Regions from separate parts of the Mus musculus genome. Here regions 2 and 3 are each linked to region 1. The links are chromatin loops, found by intact Hi-C in ENCODE. Cell type or tissue: left cerebral cortex. All regions are shown on one strand. Links, peaks and the distances in the headings refer to the core of each region. The heading gives the core; the rest is flanking DNA.

The links. A loop is a pair of places that touch in the nucleus more often than their neighbours do. Peaks named below come from ENCODE experiments on the same cell type or tissue, not always from the same donor. Only the 100,000 strongest peaks of a DNase experiment are listed, where the experiment ranks them.
Region 2: a loop joins it to region 1, with 4 times the contacts of the local background. A loop is called at or near these places in 5 of 42 quality-filtered maps.
Region 3: a loop joins it to region 1, with 4 times the contacts of the local background. A loop is called at or near these places in 4 of 42 quality-filtered maps.

Annotation. Positions count from the first base shown.
Region 1 is chr3:158,559,076-158,566,593 of GRCm38, forward strand. It overlaps Lrrc7 (leucine rich repeat containing 7), which reads right to left and starts at 2,686. Exons shown (of 28, transcript NM_001081358.3): 1 at 2,031-2,686. In left cerebral cortex, for the core only: a CTCF peak has its summit at 3,124; DNase peaks (open chromatin) are centred at 1,991, 2,411, 2,741, 3,143 and 1 more place; H3K4me3 peaks cover 2,006 bases; H3K27ac peaks cover 2,094 bases.
Region 2 is chr3:159,273,753-159,281,270 of GRCm38, forward strand. All of the region lies in intron 4 of Gm20752 (predicted gene, 20752), which reads left to right. Among named protein-coding and RNA genes, the nearest start is that of Gm20752, 200 kb to the left of the region's middle. In left cerebral cortex, for the core only: no CTCF peak of the experiment used is centred there; no DNase peak of the experiment used is centred there.
Region 3 is chr3:159,140,271-159,147,788 of GRCm38, forward strand. The region is part of intron 2 of Gm20752 (predicted gene, 20752); the gene reads left to right. Among named protein-coding and RNA genes, the nearest start is that of Gm20752, 68 kb to the left of the region's middle. In left cerebral cortex, for the core only: a CTCF peak has its summit at 3,889; a DNase peak (open chromatin) is centred at 3,742.

The sequences.
Region 1 (7,518 bases), core at 1,794-4,293:
CAGCTCCACTTACACTAAATTAATAGATTATCAACATTCAGGACATTTTTTAAACCTGAGGAATTCAAATACAGATATTGCTAAGTACACCTCTAAATAACTTTAGTCTCAGATAGTTAAGGAGAAATAAAATCACCCCTGAAGCCTGCTTTCTCTCCCTTCCCTGTTGTGATGAGTATTTTCAAGGAAGCCAGGCAGACTGCTCTATTCATTCCCAGCAAGACCTCCAGGTGGTTCTCTAGAACCTAGCAACTGGGAGTGCTTCAACCAGAGACAGAAGCACGCGTTTCAGAAAGGCAGCAGCTTTTGGTGTTCTAGAGCACCCATGTGCACGTGCTTGTGCTCAGGGTCTGAAGAACTTTCCCCTATGCCCTCAGAAAGAATGTATCATTTCAAACTAGGAACCAGCTGGGACCAGATAGATATCTGAATGGAGGGTACTGGAGGGAACGTTGAAACAAAGAATGTAGGATGTTGCTAACCAAGAGGCATCTCAGGCTGAGTTCCCTTTCGCTTTCTTTCACCTCTGGTCAACTTTATTAAAAATAAAAGGGAACTTCAGCAACTGGGATGCTGAGCTTCTCATAGGCTCAGCTTGAAACAAAGAAAAGCTACTTCCTAATACAGTTTCTCTTGCGTTGGAGGGATCACGTGTTCACTTTCACTGGTATGCACTCTGCTCGCCCACGCGATAAAACCTCTATTGTGCTTAGAAATTTTGCTCAGGTTAAAATATGCTCAAACACAAATTGCTTCTCATCCATCAGCAGAGCCCCATCTAGAGACTCGGGTGCACATGCTCTCCTGCTGACCCAATTACCACTGCAGGTAATTCCGATGTGCTTAAGTGTACAGGGAAAGTAATAGCAAAGAGCAGGTGGAGGCCCGCTGCCTCAATTCCCACCCACCCCCTCCTGCTTTCTGAGATTCCTTTTGATGGAGAACTTGGAAAGGACGTGGGAGTCACAGATGGTTCCTTCCTGAGGCCGATTCCCAGGAGTTGTGAAAGTAACCCCTTCCCTGCCTGGTGAGGTGCCACTTGCTTTGTGCCTTGGTGAGGAGGGGCAACCAGCAAGAAGGGGGTGGGGGGCGGAGGCGGATCTTTTCTCTCCCCAACCCTGATGGCCAAGTAGTGTAATGAAGCAATTTTGCAGCCATCTCGGTTATGAAGTCACTGTTTTTAACGACAATCTGTGCAGCCCCCACCCCCATCCCGCCCCCATCTTGACTCTAAATTTGATGATATAGGAGATCTCTGGTAGCCCAGCTAATTGTCTGCAAGCAGAGTGTCACAGTTACCCCAATATTGGCGGTCTTAGCTCCTTTTTCAAATACAATCCAAGGCATGTCCTGAATCCCAAAAGACCCCGGAGGATGCCAAGGGACCCAGAGCTGTACCAGGAGCAGTGAGATTCCCTAGCTTCTCTCACAGAACACAAAGGAGTTGCCTGGCTTAGAGAGTCAAGCATCTTCTCAGACTCCAAGGAAAGCACTCGCCCCATCCCTTCCCACTTCTTTCTGTCCTTTAGTCTTTCCTTCTTTCCCATCCCATTCTTCTCCCCAAACCCCACCCTTTTCTTTTCACCCTCAGTGACACCCCAATAATTCCTTTATAGACACCAAGACAGTAATACACCTTTCAAGATAAAGCACAAGTGTGTGCTGCCACAAGTGTGTGTGTGTGTGTGTGTGTGTGTATCACACTTGCTCCATCCCTCACACACCACGGGGAAAGCAGACTGGATACCCCAGGATCAAAAAAAAAAAAAAAATGCAGAAAGCCATATCTCTCAGGACTCCGTGGTCCCAGCATCAGTTCCCCGCACTCGCTCCTCACCTTTCCTTTTCGCAATATGTAACCCTTTAGAGTCCCTTGACCATCCAAAGCGCCGGGCTCCTAAGCACTTGTCCAGCTATCGCTGGATTCCACAGACCGGCAACCGCCCCAACGCTGAGGCACCCGGGCCACCTGAGCCTCCCAGATCCCCACTCCTGGACCGTGGGCAGAGGTCCCCCAATGCCCTACTCACATCGCCGGAAGCAGAAACTACCCATGAGGGTCCAAGGAGTGAAGGCCTTGCAGCTGCTGAGGGTTACTCCTTAAAGTGCTCTGGGGTCCGCAGTGAAGCCAGTAGGGGAGTCCTCCGAAGCAAAGGCAGAGGGGACTCCAGGCAGATGCGGTGTCAGACCATGGTGCCACTGCCCTTCAGGTGCAGGAGAGGAGAGGCGCCCCTGGGGAGCCGGGAGCCCGCCCGGAGCACCACTGCGGCCAGTCCCCGGCCTCCGCCCGCCCAGAGCGCCGCGCTAGCGACCGTAGCAGCAGCAGTGGCGGCGGCGGCGGCGGAGGCGCAGCTCCCTCCCCGCCCCCAGAAGGCTCCACAGACAATAAATCCTGGGTGGAGAAGAGAAAGGCAGCGCGGGCGAATCGTGTACCCAACTCGGCTGCTGCCCCGGCTGGCCGCGACGCCTCTGAAGAGGCGAGGGACCCCGTGGCCCGGGGCGCAGCAAGCACTGGCTGGGCTCTTGCGCTCCCGCAGTTGCGGGTGGCGGCGGGGGTCCTGGGTGGGCGGCTGCAGGTCGCGCTTGCCCAGAGGCTGGGTGGCCGTGGCTTGGAGCCCAGGGTTGGCCCGGAACGGGGTCCTCCGTGGTGCCGCGGCTTGGCGCACAGGTGCCAGGATTGGCAGACGAGGCGCTGCTCCTGGCTCGCGCCTGTGACTCCCCACTCTCCCCGCCCCCTCTCTTTCCTCCCACCCCCTTTTCCGACGACACCAGCTGCAGCTGCTTCAAAGTGTGAAAAATGTCAAGGAGATTTTCCAGGGCTCAGAGAGGATGACCACCACCTTGCCAGACCTCAGCCATTCTTGGACTACCTTGCTTGCCCCTTATGACCTCTACTTGGACTCCCTGCAATTTGGAGGAGCAAGATCTCAGTCCCGCGGAGAAATGAGATGTTCTAGCTTTCTCTGGTTCCGTTACCACCCGCAGCTTTTAGACAGCCAGTTGAGCTCTCTAGGTCCCTCAGTTGCCTGGAGTACACAAAGCAGGTGTCATCAGGCTCGCACGGGGCAGCGCGGGCTCCCCCGGCGTTCTCCCACCAGCCCGGGGCGCTCCTGCTGGCGGCACGGTGTTCTGCAGCGCCGGGAATCCGCCAGCACCGCGGCTCCAGGCCTGTGCGCTGGGTGCTCCCGCACCAGTTCAGTGACGCTGCGCGTGGCTCCGCAGGCTGCCGCTCCTGCTACCTCAGCAAAGAGACCGCCAGGAGTGCCTCCTCGGGGTTTCCTCCCTGCCTGCGTTGCAGGCTGCAGGTTGCAGGCTGCCCAAGGAAAAGGTCTGCTTCTGAGTCCAGTGGCTTATTCAGTACTACCATAGAGAGTCAATGGCAGCTTTCAAGACCCCTTTCCATTTTGGTCTGAGATTGCTGTTCAGGGGATGTACAAAAAATGAGAAGTGTTTCCCAACTTCCTTTCATTTATTCACAATCCTGCTCCTTCTGCCCCGAACTCAGGAACATTCGCTCCTCCACACATATTCACCGGAAAGCACACACAGAAAAATACAGACATGTACAAAAAGCTTTAAAAAGCATAGTGATGAGACTAGTGCTATATTTAGACCCCCTGCTTTCTAGACGAAACCGAATTCCTTCTATCCCGGGATTCTTCTGTGATTTAGAAGTGATAGGGCTAGGGGCCTCCCCCTTTTCTCTCCAATGCCAGTGGACTGTGACATTCAGATGCTACTTGGAGTTGGGTGAACTCCCAAAAGTGCTGGCATGTATCTTATATCTGGAATACGAAAAGTCTTCAAGGTTAAACATCGAACCCTGCCCCCACCCCAGGCTGCCAGGAATTGTCTAGGAAGAGATTGGAGACTGAGACTTCATCTATAGATAGTCATGGAAGAGGATTACTGCTTTATCTGGAAAAGGTGAAAAGGTTGGTGGCCTCTTAAGGAGACTTCCCTTAATTTACACAAAGAAGAGGAAAGGAGTGCATTTTGGAAAACCACATTTTTAAGAAAAAAAGCATTGTGAAACAGTGTAAAACTTCTTCTGAAAGTGGCAAAGAAATGACAAAATTTGTTGAAAGGACACTTTTTTAAACCTAACTTTTGTTGAACTCTTCCCCCCCCCCCCCCGCAGATTTGTTCTGTGAACATCTCACTGTAAGTTACAATATCTCAGCTGGAGGAGATGCTGTGAAAAAAATTAGATAGGAATTGAAAATCTATTAAAATAGCTCATCACGGCTTATGCCCCATTACAGAAATCCTTTGCAAGGTTCCAGTTCTTTTCAGTACTGCTTACAATGTTCTTTCTCACAGTCTTTCACTTCTTTCCTAAAGCTGTATGTTGGGCCCACCCTTATGAAAAAGACAGAAAAAGCTCCTCTGAGCTTAGAACTGTCTGCATTAGAACTCAGAACTTCTTACTCTAACTTGATGATCCACTCTCCTATCAAAACATTTCAAATTCTATCCAGCGTCACAGTTGGCTACAAGTAACTTCTGGCCTTCATAAACGAAAAGATGCCCTCCCATTAGGTAGGAGAAATTGTTTTTCTTTCCAATGGGAGAAAACTTTTGAAACCGAAAACTAAAATTCAGTGCCACCACAATATCATATTTTAAACCACATGCCTTCTTTCTCCTTTTTCTTTAGATTATAATCTCACTTTGGGCCATAAATATCCAGACAAAAGGCATTTTGTGGTGGAATGTGAATACAGCACTAGAAGTGACAGTGAAGAAGTTTTGGCTACAAGGCCCAGGACACCTCCCCCACCCCCAACTATTATTTATGAACCTTGAAGGAAACTTGGCAACCTTCAGTATTTATACAATGAAGTGTATTGATGATGTCAGTGGTTTCACAGAATTATAGAACTACTGAAATGCAAATGTTCTTTTGTCTTTAAACTCCAACTTTTCCTGTCTCCAACACTACTTCTAACTATATGTAGATGATACTCAGAAAACTTCATGCAGATGCTTGACATCTAAAAATTCACAATTTACAAAGTTAGACCAGAGAGTTTTAAGACTAGCTATTCAATATGCATCTACATATGGTTAGATATTAAGCTATAAAATTTTATGAGGTGCTAATCAAGTTCTTTGACTCATACTATTAAAATCATTGAAATGATAATCTATTCTTAGGATGAGCAGGTCTAAACCTTACTTGAAAATAAAAGGCATGATGATATTAAATTGTTAGGTGCCAAAAACTTTGTGTATAATTCTTTCTTGATGTCTGCAATATTTACCAAGATATTCTCTTTGAGGGATTCTTGATTAAGGTAAAACTACACACACACAGAGGGCAGTGTTTCATTTTTTTTAATTAGATGTTTTCATCATTTACATTTCAAATGCTATCCCCTTTCCTAGTTTCCTCTTTGAAAATCCTCTATACCCTCCCCCCTCCCCCTGCACCCCAACCCACACACTCGCACTTCCTGGCCCTTCCCTTATACTGGGGCATAGAGTCTTCAAAAGATCAAGGGCCTCTCCTCCCATTGATGGTCTACTAGGTCATCCTCTGCTACATATGCAGCTAGAGGCATGAGCTCTGGGGGTACTGGTTAGCACATATTGTTATTCCTCCTACAGGGCTGCAGACTCCTTCAGTTCCTTGGGTATTTCTCTAGCTCCTTCATTGGGGACCCTGTGTTCCATCCAATAGATGACTGTAAGCATCTACTTTTGTATTTGCCAGGCACTGGCATAGCCTCACAGGAGGCAGCTATCAAGGTCTTGTCAGCAAAATCTTGTTGGTATATGCAATAGTGTCTGGGTTTGGTGGTTGTTTATGGGATGGATCCCTGAGTGGGGCAGCAGTCCCTGGATGGTCCTTTCTTCCGTCTTAGCTCTAAACTTTGTCTCTGTAACTCCTTCCATGGGTATTTTGTTCCCCATTCTAAGAAGGAACGAAGTATCCACACTTTGGTCTTCCTTCTTCTTGAGTTTCATGTGTTTTGCAAATTGTATCTCGGGTATTTTAAGTTTCTTGACTAATATCTCCTTATCAGTGAGTGCTTATCGTGTGTTCTTTTGTGTTTGGGTTACCTCACTCAGGATGATATCCTCCAGATCCATCCATTTGCTTAAGAATTTCGTGAATTCATTGTTTTTAATTGCTGAGTAGTACTCCATTGTGTAAATGACACTCCTTCTGTATCCTAACATTTTCTGCATCCATTCCTCTGTTGAGGGACATCTGGGTTCTTTCCAGCTTCTGGCTATTATAAATAAGGCTGCTATGAACATAGTAAAGCATGTGTCCTTATTACAAGTTGGACCATCTTTTGTGTATATGCCCAGGAGTGGAATTGCTGAATCTTCTGGCAGTATGTCCAATTTTCTCAGGAAACACCAAACTGATTTCCAGAGTGGTTATACCAGCTTGCAATCCCACCAGCAATGAAGGAGTGTTCCTCTTTCTCCACATCCTTGCCAGCATCTTCTGTCAATTTTAAGAAATGTTAATATCCTGAAAAAGTTGACTTCCTTAGATATTTGGTGACTGGGGTAAGAGAAAACTTTGTTGGCTTTGGATTCATGGAGATACAGGTCTTATAATATCAGAGCTGGTAGGGTTTGTCAGGGCAGATCAACCTCAATGAGCACTATAAACAAAAATAGTTGCTTTGTCAGTGTTAACTGTTAAAATTCAGGGAGAATTTTCGAGTAAGAAATGATGCTGGGTCTGTAAGATTATTCAAGTATATTTGTTAGATGGATTTTATAGTGAGACTGCTCTCTTAAACTCAACATTCTCTGTCCATTAAAGGAATGATATCTTACATTTTTTAATTAAATTGTTTATTTTTTAATTTAGTTATCAACTTGAAAGCTAACAGTAATAAAAAATATGTAATGGGACAAAGACTACTGGAACTTAGAAGAAAATAAAATATAACCTGCTAATAGAACAGATGGTCACAAGTGGAGGTTGCAAACCCAAGAGAAGACTAGCCATTAAGAAGACCCCTCTAAAAAGCCCAAAAAGCAAGCAAACAAACAAAAATCCAAGAAAAAAATTCATAGTGGAAGAAGCAAAGAACTGAAAGACAGATATGTAAATCACAAGACAAAACAAGAAAGCTATGAAAAAATAAATGTAACCCCCTTATAGCTTATGCCTTAATAACTGCAACAAACGATCATAAAATAACTGAAATGCTGGACAATGAATTAAAAATTCCCCCTTAAAAATGTTTAGTGACTTCAAAGAGGATTCAAATAAGTAGACAAATGAAGAGAAGTCAATTCAGGATCTAAATTAGTGAATCAAAAAGCAACATGAAAGAAATATCCAGTATTACCACCAAACTTCATATAATGAAAACTGAGCAAGGAGGTTGGTATCTTGAAAAATGAATAATAACTGTTGAACAGAAATGAATCAGATAAGGACACAATAGAAAGCATTATAGATAGACCAGGCAGAAGGAGGAGTATCAGGGACAGAAGAGAAGGGTGATTACAGATTGCATTCAGACAGCAATAAAGAAA
Region 2 (7,518 bases), core at 2,671-5,170, 720 kb after region 1:
ATCTTCTCCACACTTCTAACTACAACTCCAAACATCTGGAGCCATCAGAGATCACCTGCTAAGACTCCTAACCCAATTCCTTGCTTACCTTCTTCTCTGGACAAACCCAGCAACAGAGATCACTACCGTGACCCTCTGCACTCATGTTCTGAACCACAACTCTGTCTACAGTCCTGAAGGCCTACTGATGCCCAGGACAAACAGTCCTACAACCATCGGGGACCACCAGATTTACCTGCATCCCTTGAGCCCTATTCCACCTCAGACAACCAGCAGCCTGAAGCAATCAGAGTCTACCGGATCTTCCTGCATCTCTGGAAGGTTGCTACCACCAGAGGCAACCAGCTCTACATGCAGTCCCAGAGGCCTGCTGACATCATGGAGCTCTACCTACAGCTCCAGAGACCTACTCCCATTAGGGACTACCAGGCCTTCCAAAACTAGGAACAATTAGATGGCTAAAAGCCAGCATAAAAACACAATCAACTGTAGGTTTCCATTTATTTTCCTGGCCTTCTGGCCCTATTTTCCTGCATCTACCCACACAAGTCCCAGGAGCCCTGGAACTCATTCCCAGGAGTCAATGAGGATGAATTTAGCTGAGATGCCTAACAATGAGACATGGAATCTGAAGAAACCACCATCTGTAGCCACATAGAACCCCAAGTAGAGGGATAAGAACAACAGCCCACCCACAAAAGTCCCTACCCAAAGCTGGTCCTATCTAAAAGAAATACAGGGACAAAGATGAAGCAGAGAGTGAAGGAATGGCCAACCAATAACCAGCCCAATTGAGACCTATTCCCTGTGCAAACACCAATCCAGGAAACTTTTAAAGATACTCTGTTATGCTTGCAGACAGGACCTAGCATATCTATCTCCTGAGAGATTCAACCCAGTAGCTAACTAAAACAGATGCAGAGACCCACAGCCAAACTTTCGATAGAGCTAGTGGAATTTCATGGAAGAGTTGGAGGAAGAATTGTGGGACTCAAAGAGGACAGGGACTCCACAGGAAGAACAATAGAGTCAACTAACCTAAACCTTTGGCAGCTTTCAGAGAGTGAACCACAATCTGAAGAGCATACAGAAACTGGATATAGGTCCTCTACACATATGTAACAACTGTGTAGCTTGGTCTTCATGTGGGCCCCTCAAAAACTGTAACAGGGGATGTCCTTGAGTCTGTTGACTGCCTCTGGATCCTGTAGCTTCCTTGTCTGGCCTTAGTGGGAGAGAATGCTCCTAGATCTGCACTGACTTGATGTGCCAGAGGTGGGCTGGGGTTATTTGTGCTACCCATGTGGAGCTCTCACTTCTTAGAGGAGAAGGGGTGGGGAGAATGGAAGCTAGATCTGTTTGAAGGTAAAGGGAGAGGGGAACTGTTTTGGGAATGTAAAGTGAATGGATACATTAATAAAAAATAGACAAACAAACAGAATATTGAGATTCCAAATCTTTCAAGTTCAGACTCCATTTTAGAAAACCTGACCTAAGTTTGAACTCAGGTAAACTAACAGGCTGATATCTAGCATTAGTTTCCAAGTTTCTCCACAACAAAACCTGAGCCTAGCTTCAGTCTCTATGCTAATCAACAAGACCAGAGATTCCATGTTACACCCTCAACAAGACCAGTGTCTCCAGGTAATTCCCCCAACAAGCCCGAACCTCAGTTCACATGCCCACCCTTTGCCTAATGACCACCAATGCAGAGGGGAACAGAAGTTAAGTTTATGATATGACTCCCAATATCATCCTATTGTGTTAAAGGCCACAGTAGCTTTCCAGTTAGATGCTTGCACATGTACTCCCTGTTTGCTGCTTAGTACTCCCTGATAGACTTTTGGGCCCCCTCCCCACCAAAACCATCCTGTGTGGCAGTGGTGCATGGGGGTTGGGGAGTAAGTTAGCTCATATAGAAAAAGATCATGCTGTGGGTTGCATCATATTGGCTTCTGTCTGTGTTTGGGGGATCACTAACATTTCCCTGGCACAACATCAACCTTTGAGGCAAGGTGTGCCCAAATAGCACTATGAATGTTATGGAGTAATCAATTGTATCTGTTTAGATTTGGGTCATGCTTCATAAGAATGAACTCATGCTTGGTACTGGAAACCCAGTCAGGAGTCTGTGGCCAGGGAGGTCAAAGGTCCTAGAGAGAATCTACTACTGTTATTTTGCTACAATAACATGTTTTGTAACTAACTTAATTTTTGATGTGAAAATACTTACATTTTTATCCATATATTAGTGGTGATCTCAACCTGAATCAAAAAAGCTTCCTATTATAGTGGCCTGTGGTTAATATAGACTCATAGCTGGTCAATGTACTAAAAACAAATAATATTGCATACTCACTACCAAATAGGGTGTCTGTATCATTCTCAACATGGCTCAGGGAACATTTCAGAAGATGGATTAAAAAAGAATGTAATAGCCAGATGAGAGGGAAATACAATTCAAAAATGTCTTCTAGAAATTACATGTCTATTGTGAGATATACTCACTGAAGCTGTGGTTACCGCATAAGATTTACAGAAGACTGGGCACTGTCAACAACTTATCATGGATGAAGGTTGTATTTATGAAGCCTTACCCATCTCTGAAAGACTATTGTCGGTTGATTATTGCTAAGAGAAGGACACCTTACTTTCTAGTCACTGATAAGTTTCTCATGTTACCTTAAATAACCCTATCAACACAAATGTTCATGCCAGCTTAATGAATCTCAATAGATCACACAAAACAGATTAAAAAATGAAAGCAGGAGACTGTGATGATTTGCAGCCTTGCATATGCTCATTTAATTGGATGCTTGGTTCCCAGTTGGTAGAACTTTTTAGGAAGGATTAGGAGGTGTGGCCTTATGGAAAGAAGTGGGTCACTCTGAGATTTCAAAGGCCCATACAAGGCTCACTCTTTCTCTGTTTGTCTCTCTATTTCTGTCTCTCTGTTTCTGCCTCCATATTTCTGTGTCTCTATCCTCTCTGTCTCTGTCTGTTTCTCCCTCTGTATCTATCTCTATCTCTTTCTGTCTCTCTCTGTCTCTCTCTCTCTGTCTCTCTCCATTTCTCTCTCATTGTGTGTGTGTGTGTGTGTGTGTGTGTGTGTGTGTGTGTGTACATGCAAACACATGTGTGCTTGCTGTCTGTGAATCAGGGAGTAACCTCTCAGCTATTGCTCTAGCTACCTGGCTGCCCTCATGCTCTCTCCTATGATCATCATGGATTAGCCTTGTAAAATTTGAGACAAGTCTCCAATTAAATGTTTTTTCTATAAAACAAACAAAAAATGAAAAGTAAAAAAGAAAATGATGTGTGTGTGTGTGTGTGTGTGTGTGTGTGTGTGTGTGTGTGTGTGGTGGAAAAGTTGAGGAGGCTTTTAAATTTAGACAAGTATAGTTGGTGCTGGAAATTCTGGCACATTTTATCATAAATTATATTTCACCTCCATCTTTTAATTGAAGGAAAGGGTTATTAAATAGCAGAAATATAATTAGTATTTGCTCTAAAACTCTAATTGAAAAAAAAAACCAGAGCATTCTTTCTGAGGTGAATATAGAAAAGGTGATAGTTTAAAAGCCAAAATTGTTCCCTAAAATAAATCCATTTTAGTGTAATTTCTAATGCTTCCATTATTCTTAAATAGAATGCAAATGGAAGCTTCAATTTTCCTAATTCATTAATGAATTAAAAATACTGTTCCTTCTGTTGAAAGGTACCATATAAGCTAGTGCTGGTTCATGCTTAATTAGAAAAATGATAAAAGATAGAAACTTTTTTCTTTTCCAAACAGTACAGAACTCAAAAAAGATTGTTACATTTTAAGGTTTTCATCACAATAGATTGTTTTCTTTTATTGTTGTTCTTTCTTTCTTTATTAATTAATTTTTTTACATTCCATATTTTATTCCCCACCACCACCCTCCTACTCTTCCACATCCCATAACTCATTCCCACCCCCTGTCTCCATGTGAATGTCCCCCACCCCAGCTGACTTCTAAACTCTCTGGAGACTCTAGTCTTTTGAAGGTTAGGTGGATCATCTCTGAATGAACAGAAACCGGGAAGTCCTCTACTGTATGTATGTTGGGGCCTCCTATTAGCTGGTGGATGCTGCCTGTTTGGTGGCCCAATGTTTGAGAGATCTCTGGGGTCCAGATTAATTGAGACTGCCACTCCTCCTACAGGATTTCCCTTCTCCTAAGCTTCTTTCAGCCTTTCCTAATTCAACAGCAGGGGTCAGCTGCTTCTGTCCCTTGGTTGGGTGCAAATATCTGCATCTGACTCTCTCAGCTGCTTGTTGGGTCTTTTGGAGGGCAGTCATGATAGGTCCCTTTTTGTGAGTGCTCTATAGTCTCAGTAATAGTGTCAGGCCTTGGGACCTCCCCTTGAGCTGGATCCCACTTTAGGCCTGTCTCTGGACCTTCTTTTTCATGGCTCCTCTCCTTTTCCATCCCTGTAATTATTTCAGAGAGGAACAATTATGGGTCAGAGTTGTGAATATAGGATGACAACTCCATTCCTCACTTGATGTCCTGTCTTCCTGCTGGAGGTGGGCTCTATAAGTTCCCTATCCCTACTGTCGGGTATTTCATCTAAGGTGCCTCGCTTTGAGTCGGGAGTGTCTTCTCTCACCTCTCAGGTCTCTACTACATTCCGGAGGGCCCCCACTAACCTCCTATCTGCCAAGGTTACCTGTTTCCATTCTTTCTGTTGGCCCTTGGGGCTTCAGTCCTTTTCCACTCACCAAATACCAGATCAGGTTCCCTTCTTCCCCCAACTCTCCCACTCCCCTACCCACTCTCCCACCCAGGTCTCCTAACCCAGGTCTCTCCCTCCCTCCCTACTTGTGATAGCTTTCTTCTCTCTCCCAAGCAGGACTGAAGTGTCCTCATTTGGATACTTCAGCTTGTTGACCTTTTTGAGTTTTGTGGACTGTATCTTGGGTATTCTGTACTTATTGTCCCTTAGCTAATATCCACTTATTAGTGAGCACACACACTGCATGTTCTTTTGTGTCTGAGTAATCTCACTTGGGATGATATTTTCTATTTGCCTGTAAAACTCAGAATGTCCTCATTCTTAATAGTTGAGTAGTATTCCATTGTGTACATAAACCACATTTTCTGTATCCATTATTCTGTCATGGGACATCTAGGTTGTTTCCAGCTTCTGGCTATCACAAATAAGGCTCCTATGAACATAGTGGAATATGTGACCCTGTGGCATGGGGAGGCATCTTTTGGGTATATTCCCAAAAGTGGTATAGCTGGGTCTATCAATTTCTAATTTTCTGAGGTACCTCCAGATTGATTTCCAGAGTGACTGTACCAGTTTTCAATCCCACCAGCAATGGAGGAGTATTCTACTTTCTCTAACTCCTCTTGAACACGTGTTGTCACCTGAGGTTTTGATCTTAGCCTTTCTGATTGCTGTAAGGTATAATCTCAGGGTTGTTTTGATTTACATTTCTCTGATCAATAAGGACTTTGAACTCAATGCCCATACCTAAACATAATAGAAGCAATTTATTGCAAACCAACAGCCAATATCAAATTAAGTGGAGACATACTTAAAGCTATCCAACTGAAATAGGGGATAAGACGAAGATGCCCACTCTCCCCATATCTACTCAATGTAGCACTGGAAGTGTTAGATAGAACAATAAGACAACAAAAAGATCAAGGGGATACAAGTTGATAACAAAGAAATAAAGGTATCACTCTTTGAATATGATATGATAGTATACATGAAACCCAAAAAAATTCTACCAGACAATTTCTCCAGCTGACAAACAACTTCAGCAAAGTGGCTGGATATAAAATTAACCCAAATAAATCAGTAGCCTTCCTTTATACAAATGATAAACAGGCCGAGGAAGAAATTATGGAAACAACTCCCTTCATAATCGCCACAAATAATATAAAATATCTTAGGGTAACTAACCAAACAAGTGAAAGACCCGTAGGACAATAACTTCAAGTCTCTCAGGAAAGAAATTGAAGACAATCTCAGAAAATTGAGAGATATCCTATGCTCATTGATTGACAGAATTAACATAGTAAAAGTGGCCAAAGGCAATGTATAGATTCAATGCAATCCCCATCAAAATTCCAACACAATTCTTCAAAGACATGGAAAGAGCAACTCACAATAGATTCTTGATAAAATGATGGTGTGCTTATGTCTATGGAGACATGCCAGCCTATTTTTCTTTCTCTACAAAAATCTAATCTGGTATATATAACATCTGAGTATTTTTCATGCTTTCCAACTTCCACAGCATATATACAGCAACATTTAAAAACTTAACTAGTACAGGGTGGCTTGTAGGTATAATTAGGCACTCAAACAAATGCCTGCCAGTTGAATATGGCTCCATCTTCAGCTAGCTATAGTCGTCTCCTTATAGAATAGTCCTTTAGCTTCATTAACTCCTTGAAATATCTCACTTTATTATTACAGGTTGTGTTCTTCACTTGGTTGTAGATATGTAGAAAGACTCATTTTCCATACACAATTCTGGGATTGACTTTTTGTTTTTTAATGTATTATAGGTTCTCTCTGTGTGTGTTTTGTACGTGCACATATGTACATTTGTATGAGCTTGAACATATATGTGGCTCTGTGTATGTACATTTGAGGTTATGTACAGAGTCTTCCTTGATTGTCACACTCCAAATTAGTCATTGAAACTGATCCTCTCAACTGATCTCAGAGATGGTTAATATGGCTGGTCTAGATAGCCATCTTTCTCTTAAGACCACCTGTCAAAGTCTTCTGAGTACCAGAATTACAGAGTGGTTGCCATATCCACCTGACATTTACATGGGTGCTGCAGATCTGAATTCTGGTATTCATGCTCACTTGTCAAATGTTTTACCCCCTAAGCCATTGCCCCTGAGTTTGCTTTCCATCATCTGCAAGACTTGCTAAAGTTTATTTCTATGATAATTAATTCACAATCTATGTATATTCTGCATGCTGCTGTTCATCAGATCTCCCTGACCATTTAAATCAGTGCCACTTTTCTTTTCCTCAAATATGATTTTTTTTAATTCCATGTGATTCTTTCTCCTTCTGCTTTTCATTCCATTTTACAGCTCATCATTCCTTTTGGAATACATTCTTCTTAAAGGCATGATTCATCTGTGGTTATTTTTGCCTCACAAGTATGCTGTGCTTTTTACTATTAAATATATATTTTATATTGTAGTTTCCATCAATTAGATAGTCTTTGTCCTTTAAGTCTTTTATCTGTAATCTATAATTTTTAACACGTTTGATATGAAAAATATGTTAGAAATATGTAAAGCAATCACTAGTCTCCCTTGACCCCAGCTCACTATATTCATTTGTGGGAATAAGCCACCATTGTTTACATTAAATGCCTTTTCATTACTTTGACAAAGTAATTGACAAATGAAACTTAAGGGAAGATGGATTTATTTTGGCTCACAGTTTTCAGGGATGTAGTAACCATGATGAAAAAAGAAAGGTAGGACATTGGTTTTG
Region 3 (7,518 bases), core at 2,671-5,170, 580 kb after region 1:
GCCTCTCTTCCCTGTGATGGCAGACTAGGCCATCTTCTGCTACAAATGCAGCTAGAGATATGAGTTCTGGGGGTACTGGTTAATTCATATTGTTGTTCCACCTATAGGGTTGCAGACCCCTTAAGCTTATTGGGTGCTTTCTCTAGCTTCTCCATTGGGGGCCCTGTGTTCCATCTTATAGATGACTGTGAGCATCCACTTCTGTATTTGCCAGGAACTGGCATAGCCTCATACAAGACAGCTATAACAGGGTCCCTCCAGCAAAATCTTTCTGGCATATGCAATAGTGTCTGGGTTTGGTGGCTGATTATGGGATGGATCCCTGGGTGGGGCAGTCTCTGAATAGTCCATTCTTTCATCTTAGCTCCAAACTTTGTCTCTGTAACTCCTTTCATGGGTATTTTGTTCCCTATTCTAAGGAGGAATGAAGTATCCACCCATTGGCCTTCCTTCTTCTTGATTTTCTTGTGTTTTGCAAATTGTATCTTAGGTGTTCTATGTTTCTGGGTTAATATCCACTTATCAGTGAGTGCATATCAAGTGAGTTCTTTTGTGATTGGGTTACCTCACTACAGATGATATCCTCCAGATACAACCATTTGTCCAAGAATTTCATAAATCCATTGTTTTTAATAGCCAAGTAGTACTCCATTGTGTAAATGTACCACATTATCTGTATCCATTGTTCTGTTGAGGAACATCTGGGTTCTTTCCAGCTTCTGCTTATTATAAATAAGGCTGCTATGAACATAGTGGAGCATGTATTCTTATTACCAGTTGAAACTTCTGGGTAAATGCCCAGGAGAGGTATTGCTGGATCTTCCGGTAGTGTTATGTCCAATTTTCTGAGGAACCTCCAGGCTGACTTCCAGAGTGGTTGTACAAGCTTGCAATCTCACCAGCAGTGGAGGAGTGTTCCTCTTTCTCCACATCTTCACCAACATATACTGTCACCTTATGCTGTCATCTTAGCCATTCTGACTGGTGTGAGGTAGAATCTCAAGGTTGTTTTGATTTGCATTTCCCTGATGATTACAGATGTTGAACATTTTTCCAGGTGCTTCTCAGCCATTCGGTATTCCTCAGGTGAGAATTCTTTGTTCACCTCTGAAACCCATTTTCAATGGGGTTATTTGAATTTCTGGAGACCAGCTTCTTGAGCTCTTTGTAATATATTGGATATTAATCCCCTATCTGATTTAGGATAGGTAAAGATCCTTTCCCAATCTGTTGGTGGCCTTTTTGTCTTATTGACTGTGTCTTTTGCCTTACAGAAGCTTTGCAATTTTATGAAGTCCCATTTGTCAATTCTCGATTTTACAGCACAAGCCATTGCTGTTCTGTTCAGGAATTTTTCCCCTGTGCCCATATCTTCGAGGCTTTTCCCCACTTTCTTCTCTATAAGTTTTACTGTCTCTGGTTTTATGTGGTGTTCCTTGATCCACTTAGATTTGACCTTAGTACAAGGAGATAGGAATGAATCAATTTGCATTCTTCTACATGATAACCTCCAGTTGTGCCAGCATCATTTGTTGAAAATGCTTTCTTTTTTCAACTGGATGGTTTTAGCTCCCTTGTCAGAGATCAAGTAACCATAGGTGTGTGGATTCATTTCTGGGTCTTCAATTCTATTTCATTGATCTACCTGTCTGTCACTGTGCCAGTACCATGCAGTTTTTATCACAATTGCTCTGTAGTACAGCTTTAGGTCAGGCATAGACATTCCACCAGAGGTTCTTTTATCCTTGAGAAGAGTTTTTGCTATCCTAGGTTTTTAATTTTTCCAGATGCATTTGCAAATTGCTCTTTCTATCACAGTGAAGAATTGAGTTGGAATTTTGATGGGGGTTGCATTGATTCTGTAGATTGCTTTTGGCAAGCTAGCCATTTTTACAATGTTGATCCTGCCAATTCATGAGCATGGGAGATCTTTCCATCTTCTGAGATGTTCTTCAATTTCTTTCTTCAGAGACTTGAAGTTCTTAACATACAGATCTTTTACTTCCTTTAGAGTCACACCAAGGTATTTTATTTGTGACTATTGTGAAGGGTGTTGTTTCCTTAATTTCTTTCTCAGTCTATCCTTTGTGTAGAGAAAGGCCATTGATTTATTTGAGTTAATTTTATATCCAGCTACTGCACTGAAGGTGTTTATCAGGTTTAGGAGTTCTCTGATCTCATTTTTGGGGTCACTTATCTATACTATCATATCATCTGCAAAAAGTGATATTTTGACTTCTTCCTTTCCAATTTGTATCCCCTTGATGTCCTTTTGTTGTCGAATTGCTCTGGCTAGAACTTCAAGTACTATATTGAACAGGTAGGGAGAAAGTGGACAGCTTTGTCTGCATTTCTCTATATTTATGCATTTCCTCTTTATGGTCTCTACCTGTTTGATTGTATTTTCCTGTTTTTCTTTAAGGGATTTATTCATTTTCTACATAAAGGCCATTATGATCTTCATAAGAATAGATTGAAGGGCAGCTTATTGTGCTTGAAGTGTTTTAGGGCATGCAGGTCTTGCTGTAGTAGAATGGCTGGGTTTCAGTTATATCATATTGTCCTGACTTTTGTTGATTTTGTTCTTACATTGGCCTTTTGTCATCTGGTTATCCCTAGGGTTGTCAGGCCTTGTAGTCCCTGATAGCAGCAGTCCTCTGGGATTGAAGGTAGACCTTGTCCTGTGTGGCAGTAGACCTCCAGGAATGCAGGCAGAGCTGATGTTCCCTGTTCTCACATTGGCCTTTTGCCATCTGGTTGTCCCTAGAGATAGTAGTCCCTTATGGCTGCAGGTCTCTGGGATTGCAGGTAGAGGTTTGCACCAGAAGATGAAACCTAGAGAAGACAGGGCAGACCTCAAGGATGCTGGGCTTGCTGGGAAACACACCTGGCAGGGGCTTTGGTGGTGTGGGATCCCATCTGGTTCCTCTTGGTGACAGTGGGTCTCCAAAGATGCAAGTAAAGCTTGGCCCAGGAAATGGAGAGGGAACAGGTGTCCCTCAATCTGATGCTGTTGAGCTTGCCTGAAAGGTCTAGAGAGTTGTCTTTATTCTTTCTGACCATTTTCTGGAGAAAAATAACTTACTATTTTTTTAATTGAAAATGTGACTGGATAAGTTCAATGTTATGTTAATCTATTTTTTTTGCCTATTTTTTCTCTTGATATTCTATGTTCATTATCTCTCACCTGACAATAGGAGAAACTGTGCAAACTTAATATACATTTTTCATAACAGCTCTGTGGATTTGCAACTTAAAAACCACAATGTTTCAGTTATCTCTGTGTAATCATAAAGTGTTAATATTGTATCTTCAAAGTAAAATACATAAATGTTTGATGTAATTGAGTAGCAAACTATGCCTCCTCTGAAAATCTGAGAACAAATAGCATAAAACTCTAAGACACAAATGGAGGCTGGGGGTAAAGAAGGGAAATGATCTTGAGTAGGAAGAAAAGCTCTTGAATTTTCTACTGGATTTTGCAGAGGAAGAGAACTTCACACTATGCCCTTTTGTTGCCTGTGGTGACCATCAAAGTATCAGCAACACAGTTTCCACAAAGCATGCCTCTAAATAGTTCTGCAGTTGTTGCCACCTCTGGTGAGAGGAAAGGATTGCTGTATTCTCTGTTCTAATTCAATTCTGTAAGTATTGATTGAGCTCCTGACATGTGTTCAGCCACGGTTGACCTGACTTGAAGCTGTAGCGTCTGGCTGCCTATATTTACTGCTATAGATAGAGCAGGCAAGCTTTAATCCTGCATAGCTGCCTCCCTGATCCTCCTCTTTTCTGCAGCACATGAAACTCTGTTCTGTTTCCCAAAGCTGTATAATGCATTCTCCTAGAAGATATATTTAATGAGTGAATTTCTCAAAGGTGCTTCCATGTTGGGAAATACTGCCATCTGTATGTCTATTAGAGATTTTTTTTTCACTTTGCTTAGTGCAAAGACTAAGACCACTTTCAACAATGGGATCTTCTTAGTTTTATGATGTTTTCCATGATTATTTGGCCACAAATTTTTTCTGCTTCTTCTTAGTTTCCTTTTATTCTTATATTTTATTTTGTTTTCTTTTAGTATTTTATTTTTGAGGTAGGATCTTATTCTGTAGTCCTTCCTGGTCTCAATTACTGGGAATAAAGGCATATGCTATCACATCTGGCTTCCTTTAGATTTAAATGGTGATCCAGACTTTGAGCTACAGTTGGGTAGACAAAAATTCAATTATACAGGAGGTAGAACTGGCACTTCTCCTTATCCCTGTTATCTATCACAATGTAACAATGGACAAACTATTTTACTATCAATGTGGAAAATAAAATACATTCTATAAAGTTTCGACCTTCAGTAGAAGTGAAATTGGTGAGGTCATTATTACCAAACAGGAAGTCTAAAGTTGACCATTCTTGCCCAATCATTTACATCAACATTGCTCAGAGAACCATTTTATTTAAAGACAGTCCTAGATATTCATATAATCCTGAGATGGTAAAGATCCCTTTTATTGGAATGACCACACTGACCTCATCCTATGGAAATCTGATTTTCTTATCTGTCTGAAGACTTCAAGAAGCTTCTGAAAAGATAATCTCTTGAAGCCTAGCATTTCAAGTTCCAGGGTACTTTCTCTTTACTGAGTTCTCCTGTCATATCACATATTGAATGCCTAGCAAGTTATGCAAATTTTTATAGATCTCACTAAAGATGATGCATCTTCTAGATTTGATTATGATCTTATTAGTTAAAAAATTCATACGCGCTATTTAGCATACTGTTTGGAAGAACTACAAAGATGACTGTTGAATGATTGCAGGCTTCCCTTTACTTGATTATTTTTATCCATTGGGGCAATATGGGGTAGTAGAACCTGCTTATTTTGGGAAGGAACCTTGAGGACATGAGACAAGCAGAATCTGGCAAGGTTCAAAACTGTCAGAAAGAAGTCATTTGGAGAAGTGCAAGGTAGCTCTTTTAGAGAAATGAATCAGTGTACCTGGGAATGAAGGGTGAATAACAAATTCTATACACTGGTGCAGCAGAATACATATTGCCTCAAGAGGTATCCTATGTGGCTGCAGATCCATGGAATTGTGGGAGATGGAGCACAGAGCAAGAGCTGGGTTGAGACATGTCTAAACTTTGGGGTCAGGAGGAGTAGGACTGGTATACCTCCTACCCCAGGCCTGCATATCCCAGCACTGTGCTCCCACATTTAGGAGGTCACATAGCCCAGTAGCCGGGTCAAGCTTCCTTTCACCTTATAAGATCATGCCCAGCAGCACCTGAAATTCCTCCTTATGTGAATGAGGCATCACTAGTGCCCTGGCTCTGGCCTATGATGCATGCTCAACTTGAAATCCCCTGAAGGTTACAGAGCCTTTGTTCTCCCCCATTAATGAGCTGTCTCACTGAAACTGTCTCTGAGAGTTTATTCTCATTGTGCTAACAGACACCTGAGATCTCTTCTGCTCCAGCAGGCTGATCACACCCTGTTGGACGGGGAAGCAGAATCTGAACGGTAGAATCCCATATCAGGGCTTTGATGAATCATTGGACAAGAATGTCTCAACTCTGAGTGGACTATGTCTAGTTTGGAGACATGGATTTACAGAACTGGTAATCTGAGTAGTTTGGTGTTATAGACACAGCATATCCTCTGTTTTCATTCTCATGGGTTCTAACATACATTTATATCACAGTAACTATGATATTCCAGATAGGAACTTTAAGCTTATTAGGTCTTGATTTCCTTATATAATTTTCTGGATGTTAATTATACTGTTTATTCTAATTCTGCTTCTATTACAGAATAGTTAAGTGACAAAATACTTATATTAGATAATATATACATGGATGAAAATCATATCTCCAATTACTGAAGGCAGAAAGCCTAAAATTAGATGATTGTCTATTAAGGCTTACTTTCTGATTCAAAGATTGTGGCATCTCTCTGTCTCATCACATAGTAGAAAGGCAACACAGGGATAAAGACTATAGCACTTTACAATAGTTGTCCCATTAATAAATGCAGAATGCTCACAACCTAATCACCTTTAAAAATCCCCAGCACTTAATATTATCATTTTGAGGTTCAAATTCCAGCATGTATTCCCAAAGGTCACATACGTTAGGGCCACAGCCTATATCTGTTTCATATCCTACTTGTGAATATTAAATGATCTGGTATTCCACAAGCTTAGACAAATGTTTTTTGTAAAATGGCCATTCCTTAGCCACTATGTGTTATTGTATTGCCATTTTTTATGGTGTGTTTCCATGACAGTTCTTCATTACTAGCCTCACCTGTCAGGAGAATAAATGTAAGAAAATTAAAGAAATACTCCAAATCCCAATTGCCTGAGATTTTAGTCCCTTTACTACTTAGAAGAATTACTTTCCCTATGATCTCTCATCAACAACCCTTAGGCTTAGTAAGTACTAGTGCTTTTATCTCTTCTGTTTTGATAGTTGGCTACCTGTGTGGTTCTTCTGCTTGATGGCAACAAGTGGCTTTAATGCTTCTTTTATAGACCTTGTATGGACAGTTGGTCCCTAGTGTTCTCTACTAGATAAGCAAGAAATCTCTTATTTCTAGAGAAGAGTTGCTACTCTTGGTAAGGCCTCAATAACAAGAACTTTGGTTCACCCAGCAATGATATTTATCTCATAAAACCAATATCTCTTCACTGAATATTTGGGAATGAACCATCAGCATCAGATTCACAGCTTTCTCTAGGTCTGAATGTTAATGAGCTGTAGTGAAATATCACAAGGGCCCAAGAACAGCTTCCTTTTCCCACACCCTTCCCCATTGTCTTTCCCTCTATAAGCCTGAGTTCTACAGAGTATGAAATGAGCCAACCTCTGTTCCATGTGTAGAAAGTGTACCTTTACAGATACATATTCTTTCTCTCAAATATTTGAGTCCTATATGAACCAAAAGATGGTAGTTTTCCTCTGTCTTTGTGAATATTATCTTACTTTGGGGAGTTTGTTGAATCAGAATACTGCTTACTGGAGAGAGAATCTAGTCTACTTACATTTATGGCCAAAATTCAGTCTTCTCATATGTAGACATTTGGGTGGGCCCTTCAGCAATCAGAGGTTTTACATATTGTTTTTAGATTTAACATCTAGCACCTTTATAATGTCTGACAAGCTCTAGGTGAATGCACAATATATGTAAGATAATAGATAATAGATGAAAAGAAAGGATAAACAGAATGGAAGGAGTAAAGGAAACATTTGAATTAATTTTTCCAGGGACATTTTTTTGGGAATTTGTGGGCTATGGTCTGAAAGAATGATTTTTCTTTAATATGGAGAATTATTTGATGTTTCATCTATATTTTGTCTACCTAAACAATGAAAAGAAATTATGTTCTTGAGTTAAACAAATTTTTCATTGATACTTGTGCTTGTAGGCAATTCTGCTCTAGAGTCATCTCCCCTGTGGCTTATAGCATATTTGGTTGCTAAAATCTATTTATATTAACAATGTCTCCACAGCCTAGGAT